2 separate regions of the Homo sapiens genome follow, and region 1 is linked to region 2. Evidence: chromatin loops called from intact Hi-C (ENCODE). Cell type or tissue: MCF 10A. All regions are shown on one strand. Region 1 overlaps GNAI1 (G protein subunit alpha i1). Region 2 overlaps GNAI1 (G protein subunit alpha i1).

Evidence for each region. A loop is a pair of places that touch in the nucleus more often than their neighbours do. Peaks named below come from ENCODE experiments on the same cell type or tissue, not always from the same donor. Only the 100,000 strongest peaks of a DNase experiment are listed, where the experiment ranks them.
Region 1: it touches region 2 in a loop (3-fold over the local background); 3 of 110 quality-filtered maps call a loop at or near these places.

Annotation. Positions count from the first base shown.
Region 1 is chr7:80,149,597-80,152,096 of GRCh38, forward strand. All of the region lies in intron 1 of GNAI1 (G protein subunit alpha i1), which reads left to right. Among named protein-coding and RNA genes, the nearest start is that of GNAI1, 16 kb to the left of the region's middle. In MCF 10A, no CTCF peak of the experiment used is centred here; DNase peaks (open chromatin) are centred at 1,485 and 1,925.
Region 2 is chr7:80,217,519-80,220,018 of GRCh38, forward strand. GNAI1 (G protein subunit alpha i1) reads left to right here. Exons shown (of 8, transcript NM_002069.6): 8 at 1-2,500. Among named protein-coding and RNA genes, the nearest start is that of GNAI1, 84 kb to the left of the region's middle. In MCF 10A, no CTCF peak of the experiment used is centred here; a DNase peak (open chromatin) is centred at 1,413.

The DNA.
Region 1 (2,500 bases), 68 kb before region 2:
GGACTATATACTCTAAAGAAGTTAATGTGCTCCATTTTGAGATTCATCAGAACCTGTCTTGTAATACTTTACATGTTTGTATATTCCCGCTTTCCCATGTACTTTTTGATTTTGTTATTTTTTCACCTAGATAGATTGTTTTGCTTCATGTTAATGAGAGGATTTAGAAAGCCTTAAATTGTTGGCCCATGTAACTATTCCTTGAGTGGTTTTAACAAGGCATTTTTAAAATTTACATAATTTTATATGCCTTCAGGATATACAAACTAAAGTAGAGAAGAATTTGTTAAATGAGAAGAAAAAAGGAAACTACAATAGACAAGATTGATTAATTCACGTTAGCATTGAAAACCTACATACCCTAACAAAGTGGGACCAAACAGCATACCATCTATATACCACCTGTTTTCATGGAAGTGCAGATTACAATGAGATGCCATCAGAACCGGACAATACCAAATGTTGACTTGACAGCTTTAATGTACTGTTGGTTGGGAGCATCAATTGGTAAAACAATTTTGGGTAAAGCTTTATCAATACTTAGTAAAGGTTACATACCTTTGAATCGATAATCCCATTCCTAGGTATAGATTCCAGAGAAAGTGGTGTACATGTACCAGGAAAAATATTTACTACAACATTGTTAGTAATAGCAAAATTTCAAAAGAACTAAATTATTAATCATCAAGAGTGAATAAATATGTGAGCAGGAATGAATAAATAAATGAGGGTATATACTGAAAGTGAAATACTATGTTAGAACTATAGAAATGAAGTGCTATACGGAGATAGTGAATGTTTGATAAATCTCAATAACAATGCTAAGTTAAATATGCACTTTGTAAAGTGATATGCTTTATGACACATTCGTATAAAGTTAAAATATCCTCAGAACTATGCCATATGTTTATAGGTACAAACACATAAAGGAAAACTGTAAATAAATGCAGGGAGAGGATAAACATCAAATTCAGAGTGCTGGTTACTTCTGAGGAGGCGGAGAGGGAAGTGGATCAGGAGGATGCATCCAGGGTACTGCAGTGTTTTAATTCTCAAGCTGGATGCTGGACACACAGATGTTTATTATCTTATTTTCTAGATATTTTTATGTGACTGAAATATTTCGTAAATAAACAGAACTTTTGTTATTGTAGGCTAATTCATCTCAATTTTGGCATGTTTTTCTGTGATTTCACATCCGGTTATTTCCCAAGCCTTATTTACTCCTTATTGCATTGCATTGTCCATCCATCATCCGCCGTTTTTCCATTTTTACACAAGTTATTCTTTTGTAATGTCCTCCTACCTGGTCTTCCTCCCTATGTGCTTCCCACCCTTCAGTCTATATCAGTCCTCCAGAATGACAGCTTTGATGGTATCAGTAACTGGCCAGAAGTCGTCAGTAGCTCTGTTTATTTACAGAATATTGTTCTCTTCATTAGCATGGAATTCAGGAGCCTCTGTGGTTTGGCTTCCACCCTGCATTTCCATATTTCCCATGCTTCTCCCTTGCCACAGTATGAGAACTTCCCCTGCTTTCCCATCTTGATATCCTTGCTTATGTTCCTCTTTCAGGGAGTGCCCTTCCACCCTTACCTGTTTCCAGTCCTGCCCAGGCATGTTCATGAGCAGAGTTTGGGAGAACTTTTTTCAAAGTTGAGTAATATCTGGATCCCTAATAAAACAGTTCTTATGGATTCCTAATATTGATTTAAATGTATTGCAAAATCACTTCAATATACAAAACTATGAAAACATATAATTAAGTAGAAAAATGTTTCTCACTTCTAGATAACCACAAAGCCAAAAAAAAAAAATTACACACAAAACCACAAACCAATAGAGTTCTCATTAACATGACTTGTTCTCTCCTGGTTGTGATGTCAGTCAGCTATAAACTGCTTTCACATGTGGTATGCCTACTATCAAATGCCACAAGATGTCTCAGTTCTTCCCTTCTCTTTCTCTAATTGCAAAGTCCTCATTCCTGGGGTGCTCCCACCCCCAGTGGAATAAATGCCTCAATGAAGCATCATCATGAATGAAAAGGCTCAGTAGTGTTCCCCACCAAGTGGCTGCATTTCTACATGAAAAAAATACATCTGCCTCTAACTTTCAAACTGCCTAAGTGCAGATTTATTTAATAAATATTACCTATTGTCTGCTACAGACTGTGTCAAAGGTTGTGTGGATCCAAACATGTATCATACATGGATCCTGCCCTTGAGGAGTTTCGTGGCAAAAGAAACCAAGGAAACATTATTTACGGGAGGGATAAATGCTAGGGGGTGTGATTTGAACTTGTATAGGGAGGCATCTGAATTTCAAGTTCAGAGCTGTTAGTACATGGCCCTTCAGCTATTAAAGGGCACAAGCAAGAATATGAAGTTGACATGTTTATTTTTAATTTTTTCACTTTGTTCTCCTTTCACGGCCTCTTTTCAGTTTTTTAGTATACGCTATTTCCTTCAGTTTTCTAGAACTAAGGTGGCAGGTAGTA
Region 2 (2,500 bases):
TTTTCAAACCAAATGAGTACTTATATATGGATCTCTGTAGACTAGAGTCTTGCAGCAACACAGAATGTAATATAAGGCAAATGCATCTGGGACTTGACCAAAGTTGTTCTGTTTTGTTTTTTTAACTGAAAGTAACAGAAGGACCTTTCTTAAATGTGACAGATGGTCCTGCAGTGTGAAACTGAAGGACAGTGTTAAAGCTGGGCTCTAGTATATTGATGATTTCTGCATAAGTGTAAATATGCAAATGTATGTATACATGTATTTATGACTTTAGTTTTCGACATTATTTTTAGGTTTTAAGAGTGGCAACTTAGGATTTTAGGGTGATGGCTTTGGAAATAACATAAATATACCTTGTACTGAATGACAGACTATTACTACGTTTGCCAGTTTTAAACAGCTTTATTTATGTTCATGTCCTGTAAATTTTTAAGTACAGTAATTAATATTAGGAAACATTACAGCCCTTATCTAGATTATATGTATACTTGTATTAATAAAAATGTTATTTGTACAAACATTGCACAGACTATTTTAATAACATGATTTGTTCTTTAAATTTTATGTGTTTTATTGAAATGTTCTTAAGATGAATACACCTGCCTTTGGATCAACTATTTAAACATTGTATGCATTTTGATTTTTCCTACTTTAAGAAAATAAAATAATTTAATTTTACATTAGATTCCACGTTAGATTTGGTTTGAAAAACTAAAATTTCAGATTTCTGAGGATATACTGTCTTAGACTTATTGTACACACTTAGTTTTTATTCACTTGTTTTCACTCTGAATTTTAATATTTGGCTGATATGAATGCATTGCCTCAAAGGTGATGTCATCTTAATTTTTATTCACTTTAAATAACTACATTTTTGTTTATAACTAAGTTTGGAGGGATCCTAAGAGCATTTTTGTGGGTAAAAAAAAAACCTGTGGACATAATGAATTTTGAGACATTGATTGGTGAGGCTTTTATTTCCCTTGAGGAGTCTCTTGTACCTAGCATACATGATAGCTCCTTGTTGGGAAGATAACAAGAAGGATCTTTGAATACTCTATTGCTGATATAATGCAAGATTTAAATTTATACATATAACTAATTTCAAATGTAATTATCACACTATGTTAAAATTACTTTTTTCCCTTAGATAATTCAAATTTCTCCACTTGCTTGAGATTATATCATTTCTTTTTCAATTATACTATTATTTCTGAGAATGAAATGGACGATTACACTTAGAAAATGAGTAATAGTGTTTAATAAGTCAGTGATTATATGTGTGCTCAAATAAGTGTTATGTATCAGCTAGATACTGAGCTTTGATAGAATAATTTTCTTTTGATTATTCATGATGTGTCATCTCTGACCTTGTTTCAGCAAAGTAAACAGCACTCCCCACCCCACCCTCCTTTTTTTACTCATCTTGGAAAAGGTTAGTCTTTCAGTACACGTTGCTGGTAAGTAGTTTCCAAGTTACGTGTTGTCACTGGGTTGAAGTATATTTGTGTGTGTGTGTGTGTGTGTGTGTGTGTGTGTAACCATAAACTATATTCATATCTGTTTCATTTGGAGGATTTTCTTCTTTGTAATGTAAAGAAATTCAAAGTTATCAAAGTTCCTTAAATGTGTTAGTTTAGATTCTTTATGTGCCTTTCATGAAAGATATGTTTTCATTAATTTTACTGGTGGACCTGTAATATCCACATTGTGAAGCTGTGTATGAAATTCAACTATAATATGAATAAATTTGAATCATGAGAATTATGGGTTAAAAAGCCACAAAGAAGCACATATTGGTGACCATCATTAATGAAATCCTGAACTTTATTCTGTGTAATTGTGTTAATAAATCCTAATAAATTTAAATTTTTAAAATTTTACAAACCTATTGGCTAAGTACATTTTGGATTAGAATTTAAGTATCAGTCTGTTGTTTCTTCATTTCTTCTTTTTCTATGCTCTTTTTACAATTTCAGCTACTCCAGAAGCTCAGATTTTCCCTGTTCCAAGCTATGAGATGTGATGCCACATTTGGAATTGCCTTCTTGATATCCCCTTCTGAGAATGCATTGCCTGCTTTTTAACTCATTATATTCAAAACTAAATTCATCATCATTCTCTCCTTACACCAGTTCTCACCCTGACTTTGCCATTTTTCCTTACTAAGTACCATCATCATTTATTCCTTCAATGGGGAACTTTTTAGTTTAAGTTCTGGGATACGTGTGCTGAACATGCAGGTTGGTTACATATGTATACATGTGCCATGGTGGTTTGCTGCACCTATCAACCTGTCATCTAAGTTTTAAGCCCTGCATGCATTAGGTGGAACTCTTCTGATTCCTAATCTCCATTTCAATTTACTGACAGTTCTACAAAGCCTTAAATCTGTTTTTTGTTTGTTTTCCTTTCTATTCCTACTACTACCTATTCAAGTCTTTGCTAAACTTCCTCTTAAAATGGCATTATTAGTTAAATTCCCCACCTCCCATTT